Linked DNA regions of Homo sapiens: region 1 is linked to region 2. A link is an interaction called in ENCODE POLR2A ChIA-PET data of the cell type or tissue named here. Cell type or tissue: OCI-LY7. All regions are shown on one strand. Links, peaks and the distances in the headings refer to the core of each region. The heading gives the core; the rest is flanking DNA. Region 1 overlaps LOC105369847 (a long non-coding RNA gene). Region 2 has its middle 120 kb from the start of PHLDA1-AS1.

Region 1 (4,402 bases), core at 245-4,244, 89 kb before region 2:
AGAAAAGCCGGCAGCCTCTGCCTTATTAAGTCACACACCAGCAGTTAGTTCTCCTGCCTTCATGGACAACAGTCTATCACTATACCTGGCTCTACAATCGCTGCTGCCCTTGGACCTCATGGTACAGGCTGACACAAATCCTTTGCTCTTACTGGCCCAGTCTCCTTGCTGCCAAATAAAAATGCCATGTTCACACACTCATATTTTCCCCTACTGGGTTCTCCAGACATTTGCTTCAGATAGAGATTCAGCTAAAATTTGCAGGCCTACTATGTGCCAGTCTATAATCCCATGTCATCTTCACAACAATCTATGAGGTGCGCATCATAATACTCATCTTATGGATGAGGAATCTGAACTCAGTGAGGTTAAGGAATTTACTTACAGTCATAACTTGCTCGCTACTCTCCTCTTTCTTCCAATTCCACAGCATTTAGGATCTTTACCAAATCAGTTAGTACTCAGTCCTCCATGGTTTCATAAGAATATGTTCTACCTCCTCAACAACGATAGAGTTAAAGCTTCTAGGTCAAGCATAGAGCATTTATATAGAGAGTCATGCATCACTTAATGATGCAGATATGTTCTGAGAAATGCTCCATTAGGAGATTTCATCATATGAACATCACAGAATGTACTTACACAAACCTAGATGGCACGGCCTACTACACACTTAGGCCATATGGTACAGCCTATTGCTCTTAGGCTACAAACATGTACAGCATGTTACTGTACTGAATATTATAGGCAATTGAAACACAATGGTATGTACTGGTGTACTAAAGAAAAAACAAGGTATAATAAAAACATGGTATTATCATCTTTCTGCATTGACCAAAATGTCTGTTATTCGGTTCATGGCTGTAGTTTTTTGGGTCTCTTGAAGATTCTTACATGGTGTGGAGGACACCACTGATATATAAGTTTCACTGAACATGAGCTCAGCAAAATTCTTTTTTTTTTTTCTGAGACGGAGTCTTGCTCCGTCGCCCAGGCTGGAGTGCAGTGGCGCGATCTTGGCTCACTGCAACCTCTGCCTCCCAGGTTCAAGCGATTCTCCTGCCTCAACCTCCAGAGTAGCTGGGACTACAGGTGCCCACCATCATGCCCAGCTAATTTTTGTATTTTCAGTAGAGATGGGGTTTCACCATATTGGCCAGGCTGGTCTCGAACCCCTGACCTTGTGATCCACCTGCCTTGGCCTCCCAAAGTGCTGGGATTACAGGTGTGAGCCACCGTGCCCAGCTGAGCTCAGCAAAATTCTGATTGATGAATTTACCAATTGTTCTTCCCTACTCAGGTGTTAGTCTTCGTTCAGGCCAAACCAAAAATGCTTCAGACCCTAAGTCACCTACAACCTTCTTTCTTTTTCTTCCTTTTGATGCATGTTGAAAGAAATGCTATTTCTCAAGGAAATGACCCCCCACCCCCCAGACTGATTTCTGACCTCTCATTACATGGCACATTAGTTGGCTGTCAAAAAAGGAAACTTAAGCAGAAATGCCCAGCTGTGATTTCTCTTCTCCAACTTCCCGTGTTTGACGTGAGGTGTATAGGCTGGAAATGCCAGCTCCCTGGCTGCTGAAGGAGAGACTCTGCAGTCTCTCCTTTGTGATTCTTGCAGCTGCTGAAAGATACCATGTCTTCAGTGCCAGAGGATCAACAAAGAAAAACAACTTGGCCTCACATGATAATGACCCCAAGTGGTTGGTCAAGAAAAAGAAGTGGCAATGGTGAGTTTTATTGCTTTTGTTGTGTTTCATCTCTCTTTGTGGATTTTTATTGTGATTATTTAAAGATATTTATAATAAAATAAACAGTTACAAATGTTAGGGGGATTGTGTTGCACTGGGGTTCTCTCTCACAGCTGCAAGTGTTGCCTCCTACATGTTGTTAATTTAGAGGTAATCAGGTTTGCATTTGCAGCTGTGCAGCATATGTTTTTCTAAAACAGTCATGGCCATGGGCACCAGAATAATTAAGACTGGAAAAAATGCCAGGAAGCATTTTTTTCTTCCTCTGATAAACTGATAATGCCTTTCTTTTAATTCTTGTTTTGTATGGCTTTATCATTAAAGAGAGTAAAGTAAACCACCTGCTATGTGTCTGAGCTAGTCGCTTTTCATAAATGTTATTACATTTAAATATACTATCTTGGTTTTTTTTTTTTAATGGTTTAATTTTATTAGTGGAGAGAGCAGCTAAGGCCTTTTGGTAGGAGACAGTAATACCATGTCAGACACAGTAGAACATACAGTGTTATAGCTGGAATGTTACATCAGGGAAAAAGCTGATTAGATATTGCTGGTTGGAAGTTGCTATTTTTTTTCCAATTTCAATTGAATTCTAAATCATTCTTAGATTACTCTGATAGAAAATTCCTTATTGCCATAATCTGATTTCTGAGTCAAATGCAAAAACTGTCTTTACTTTTTGGATAATCTTGTAGAATGAACAGATTATACATTTCTTTGAAGAATTTGAACTGAGTTATGATGTATAGATGGGAGATAAACCCGGAACAAGGCTTGCATCAGAGACGTCCTGAACCGTGATGTTCTTTTGGTATCTAAGCATCCCTGTTTCTTTCTCCATGCAATGCAACTTTTTCATTCTCTTGCATTAAGTAAAAATACCAATATAAATAAAATTCGTTTGAAGATTTACCTAGCTAAGTTAACCCTTGTATGCATTTGTATTTATTCAGTAAATAATAAACAATTTTATTTTTATTATTTTTTATTTTCTTTCTTTTTTTTTTTTTTTTTGATGGAGTCTAGCTCTATTGCCTAGGCTGGAGTGCAGTGGCACAATCTCGGCTCACTGCAACCTTCGCCTCCTGCGTTCAAGCAATTCTCCTGCTTCAGCCTCCCAAGTAGCTGGGATTACAGGTGCATGCCACCACACCCAGCTAATTTTTGTATTTTTTAGTAGTGATGGGTTTCGCCATGTTGGCCAGGCTGGTCTTAAACTCCTGACCTCAAGTGATCTACCTGCCTCCCAAAGTCCTGGGATTACAGGCATGAGCCGCCATGCCTGGCTTATTTTCTATTTTTTATGTTAGCATTTCATAAACTTTGTGAATATTATGAGCATGCTGACATGCTAAAAGATGGTCTACTTCAGGGGTTGGCAGACAACAGCCCTGAGCCAAATCATGATGTCCCCTGCCCATTCATTTACTTGTCTATGGATTCTTCTACACTACAATGGCAGGGGCGAACAGTTGTAATAGACAGGGCTGGCTTCACAGGCGTGAGACCTGTATGGTCATAGAAAGCCCCAGCCTTTAGAATGATCTCCTGCTTGGTTTAACGCTCAGCTGCAACTATCTTGCAGATATTAATAATTTTTAAAAAGGGGACTCTGCATTTTTATTTTACACTGGGCCTTACAAATTATATAACTGGTCCTGGTGACAGAGACTGCAAAGCCTAAAATTCTTTAGACCTATAAAACCTAATATATTTACTGTCTGGCCCTTTACAGAAAAAGTTTGCTGACCTCTGACTTAGTTGATCTTCTATTTTCTTCTATATGTAATTATTTAAATTAGTTAATGAGTTAAGAATTACCTGGAGAGAATGATGAAAATGTAAATACTTGGTCCCCACACCCAGAGATTCTGATTCAACAGAGGTCTTGTGTGTGACTCAGGGATCTACATTTTTAAAAAGCCGAATAATGGTTTTTTATTCAGTTGCTCCTTGGTAGCACCTGGATGAAAGCTGGTGGGCCCTCCCTGCCTTGTGTTTGGAGTGTCCCAGTAGAGTCTTAGGACTTCCTTGCCACTACTCCCTCCCTTTTCCAATCCATTTTTTATACAGTACAGGCATACCTCGTTTTATTGTACTTTACCACACTTTGCAGATATCACATTTTTTGCAAACTGAAGGTTTGTGGAGATCCTGTGTCAAGCAAGTCTGTACCATTTTTCCAATAAGCAGGTGCTCACTTCGTGCTTCTATTTCAGTAATTTTCACAATATTTCAAATGTTAAAAATTAGTATTATATCTGTTATGGTGATCTGTGATCAGTGATCTTTGATGTTACCACTGTAATTGTTTTGAGGCACCAAGAACCACACCCGAAACTTTATTGTTAAATGTTGTGTGTGTTCTGACTGCTCCACCAACCCGCTGTTGCCCCATCTCTCTCTCCTCAGGCCTTACTATTCCCCGAGACACTAAAATATTGAAATTAGGCCACTTAATAACATACAATGTCCTCTAAGTGTTCAAGTGAAAGGAAAAGTCTCATGTCTCATTTTAAATCAAAAGCTGGAAATGATTACACTTAGTAAGAAAGATATGTCAAAAGCGGACATAGGTCAAAAGCTAGGCCTCTTCTACCAGTTAGCCAAGTTGTGAATGCAAAGGAAATGTTCTTGAAGAAAATTAA
Region 2 (4,402 bases), core at 290-4,289:
TCTAGGTAGACTAGATGTTTTAGATAAGGAGTTAATTTGTCCTCTATATACACAGCAGTCTTCAATAAACTGCACACATATAACAATAGTTATAATTTGAAAGAGCCTTCGAATATGAACATTCTGGCCTAGAACCTTCCTATCTCCTTCAACCCAGTGGGTTATAATGCTCGGATTTTCAGAAGAGAATCTTTCCCAGGAATTTTAAAACAAAATATACAAAATATATTAGTTTACTAATTGTAATTTTGTCACACACTGACAACCTCTTTAACATCTGGAAAGACTGGGTGTTGTAAATTAGGACTCATTTGTCCTTTGTATACATTATATACACAGATAAATAAAACAAACGCACAGACATAAGGGATGATGGTTAATCTTGCCTCACTAAAAAGCACAATGGCACAGAGCTCTTCACTCTTTCTTCTCCTCCCTCCTCCCTTGAACCAGTGCCCAAACACAATGTATATTACTTAAGAGGTGGTTTGGTCATTCCCTGCCCTGCCCCCACCCCCACTCCCCCAACCCTGCCACCCCAAACCGACATATCATATGAATTTTAACAAAAGGATATTTACGGAATGTTAAATATACTTTATTGGTCAGTGTAATCCATATGTTACTTTGTTTTCATATACACCCTGGGGCAATTAGTTAGCATTTGAAATACAATGTGGGTGGTTTGCACTTGAAAACATTTTTTATTACAAAAATATTGCTAATTTTGAATGTGTGATAATGATTTTAAGATGTGGTTATATTATATTTTAGAGCTTCATACTAATGCATCTGTGGATGATATGATGTGATGTTTGGATTTGCTTCAAAATAAGTCATTGTTTGGGTTGGGTATGAGGGGAGAGGAAGACTAGCTGGATAGAGATGAACAAGATTGGTCTGGGATTGATAATTGTCAAAGGTGGGTGATGGGTTAAGGGCGGTTATTACTGTAGTCTCTAGTTTAGAATATATTTGAGATTTCCATAATTAAACCTATTTTTAAATCATAAAACAATAAAAATAAGTGTATGAAAGAACCTACTTACTGCAAGCACTTTGTTTCTGATTAGCCCTGAAGGATATGGTAATTGGGGTAAAGGATATCAGAAATTATTTTCCTTTTGCTGAAACAACAGCTGTTCATAAAATGTGAATTGGTAGAATATTGTACAGGCATCTCCAATATCACAGGAATAGGATTTAAGAATCTGGCAAAGGTAGTAGACTCCCTTTTGAACTGGTGTTCTAGACCTAGGGTATACTGGGTCTCTTGTCAGGTGCTTAATAGAGGATTTTATCTTGATTCTAACCAGAGGGGAGCTGTACCTGCCTGCTACCAGAATACTGTCTATATTAAGCTGTTTTTGCATTGCTATAAAGAAATACCTGAGATGGGGTAATTTATAAAGAAAAGAGGTTTAATTGCTCACAGTTCTGCAGGCCGTTCAGAAATCATGGCAGCATCTGCTTTTGGAGAGGCCTCAGGTAGCTTTTACTTGTGGTGAAAGGCAAAGTGTGAGCCAGCATCTTATATGGAAAGAATAGGAGAAGATGGGGGGGGTGGGTGGGGATAGTGCTACACATTTTCTAAACAACCAGATCTCATGAGAACTCACTCTGTATAAAGAACCAAGGGGGGATGATTCTCATTCATGAGAACTTTGCCCCATGATCCAACCACCTCCCACCAGGCCCCACCTCCAGCACTGGGAATTACATTTCAATATGATATTTGGGTGGGGCACCCATCCAAACCATATCACTGTCCCATATGCTGCTAGTGAAATTTGCAGGCAACAGTCTTTTCAGAGGCCACAATCGTCAGTGCACTGAGAAGTGCACTGAAGTGTATTGAGTTGAAGAACAAACTCCATGACTCTTGCACCTGCTTGAAAATGAATGTTTGTGTGCTTGCCAGATTTGCTCATATGGCCTATCAGAGAGGTTAATGGAAAGGAGAACGCTAGGCCTCACTACAGACACAGGGAGTTTTAAATAGCCCTTAACTACAGACACAGGGAGTTTTAAATAGCTACTTTGGCTTGGGCTGGGCTCAGAGCGGACACTGGGTGCATCCTCCCACTTCTGTGTTAGGCACAGCATGTCTGCCACAAAGTGAGGGCTCGGGAATACCTGGACAACAGCAGCCCCTCAGGAGTGGTGTCTGTGTAAGCCCAGGGGCAGCACCCTGCTGCAGCCTTCCGCAGTCACCTCTGCTTAGGCCTCCCACAAGTGGGAGGGAGTGGAAGGAAAAAGGAGTGGGCACATTGACAGCATTTTTGATAACACCTGATACTGCCTAGTGACTCACAGAACAATCTGAAGGAAATAGCAATTCTGGAAAGGGGTCCTGAAGTGTGTGGGTAGAAACAAGAGTGAATGAATTGGTGCAATTACTCTTGATCTGACTCCCATGTGTACCCTTAGCTTTATAAGGCTTTGGCAAACTTGTGTTACACAGATTAATATGAGTTTCTTTTCTTTTTTTTTTTTGAGACGGAGTCTCATTTTGTCGCCCAGGCTGGAGTTCAGTGGTGCAATCTTGGTTCACTGCAACCTCTGACTCCTGGGTTCAAGTGATTCTCCTGCCTCCGCCTCCCGAGGAGCTGAGACTACAAGCATGTGCCACCAGGCCTGGCTAATTTTTGCATTTTTAGTAAAGATGGGGTTTCACCATATTGGCCAGGCTGGTCTCGAACTCCTAAGCTCAAATGATCTACCTGCCTTGGCTTCCCAAAGTGCTGGGATTACAGGCATGAGCTACCATGCCTGGCCGAGATGAGTTTCTTATTCATCTGTACATTGTCACTAATTTAAAAAATGTGCGTATGTATTTTATGTAAAGTCATGTATGGCTGAATGATGGGGATACATTCTGAGAAATGCGTCCTTAGGCGATTTTGTGATTGCCAAACATCATAGAGTACACTTTCACAAACCTACAAGGTATAATCTACTACACACTTAGGCTTTATGGTATAGCCTATCACTCCTAGGCTACCAAGCTGTACAGCCTGTGACTATGCTGAATACTGTAGGCAGTTGTAACACAATGGTATTCGTGCATTTAAACATATCAAAACATAAAAAGCATACCTAAAAAGTAAAAATACAGTACAAAAGATAAAAAATGCTATACCTTAGCTGGGCATGGTGGCTCATGCCTGTAATCCCAGCATTTGGGGAGACTGAGGCAGGTGGATCACGAGGTCAGGAGTTCAAGACCAGCCTGGGCAAGATGGTGAAACCCCGTCTCTACTAAAACTACAAAAATTAGCCAGGCGAGGTGACGGGTACCTGTAATCCCAGCTACTCGGGGGGCTGAGGCAGAGAATTGCTTGAAACCGGGAGGCAGAGGTTGCAGTGAGCCGAGATCACGTCATTGCACTCCAGCCTGGGTGACAGAAAGAGACTCCATCTCAAAAAAAAAAAAAAAAAAAAAAAAAAAAGCTACACCTGTATAGGACATGTACTATGAATAAAGCTTGCAGGACTGGAAGTTTCTCTAGGTGAGTTAGTGAGTGGTGAGTGAATGAGTGAATGTGAAAGCCTAGGACATTACTGTACACTACTGTAGATTTTGTAAACACTGTACGCTTAGGCTACACTAAATTTATACAAATATTTTCTTTCTTTAATAATAATTAACCTTAGCTTACTGTAACTTTTTTACTTCATAAACTTAAAAAATTTTTAAAAACCTTTTAACTCTTGAAATAACACTTAAAACACAAACACCTTGTACAGCTGTACAAAGATATTTTCTTTCCTTATATTCTTATTCTATAAGCTTTTTAAAATTTATTTTTACTTTTTAAACTTTTATGTTAAAAAAGAAGACACAAACACACATTAGCCTAGGCCCACACAGGGTCAGGATCATCAGTATCATTGTCTTCCAACCTCCACATCTTGTCCCACTGGGAGGTCTTCATGGGCAATAACACACATGGAGCTGTTATGTCCTATGATAACAATGCCTGCTTCTGAAATATAATACCTCCTAAAGGACCTGCCTTAGGATGTTTTACAGTTAACTTTTTCTTTAAATAAGTAGGAGTATACTCTAAAGTAACCATTAACATATAGTCATTTATTATCTTTATCAGTATTATGTACTGTACATAATTGTATGTGGTATACTTTTTTTTTTTGAGATGGAGTCTTGCTCTGTCATCCAGGCTAGAGTGCAGCGGTGTGATCTTGGCTCACTGTGACCTCTGCCTTCTGGGTTCAAGTGATTCTCTTGCCTTAGCCTCCCGAGTAGCTGGGATTAAGGCACCTGCCACCACGTCTGGCTAATTTTTGCATTTTTAGTAGAGACAGGGTTTCACCATGTTGGCCAGGCTGGTCTCAAACTCCTGACCTCAAGTGATCTGCCTGCCCCAACCTCCCAAAA

Evidence for each region. Peaks named below come from ENCODE experiments on the same cell type or tissue, not always from the same donor. Only the 100,000 strongest peaks of a DNase experiment are listed, where the experiment ranks them.
Region 1: POLR2A ChIA-PET joins it to region 2 with 6 read pairs; 2 of 35 experiments call an interaction of 5 or more read pairs at or near these places.

The regions. Positions count from the first base shown.
Region 1 is chr12:76,000,645-76,005,046 of GRCh38, reverse strand. It overlaps LOC105369847 (a long non-coding RNA gene), which reads left to right. Exons shown (of 4, transcript XR_945110.4): 3 at 1,625-1,733; 4 at 2,450-2,675. Among named protein-coding and RNA genes, the nearest start is that of PHLDA1-AS1, 28 kb to the left of the region's middle. In OCI-LY7, for the core only: no CTCF peak of the experiment used is centred there; no DNase peak of the experiment used is centred there.
Region 2 is chr12:75,911,545-75,915,946 of GRCh38, reverse strand. No RefSeq gene overlaps it. Among named protein-coding and RNA genes, the nearest start is that of PHLDA1-AS1, 120 kb to the left of the region's middle. In OCI-LY7, for the core only: no CTCF peak of the experiment used is centred there; a DNase peak (open chromatin) is centred at 1,936.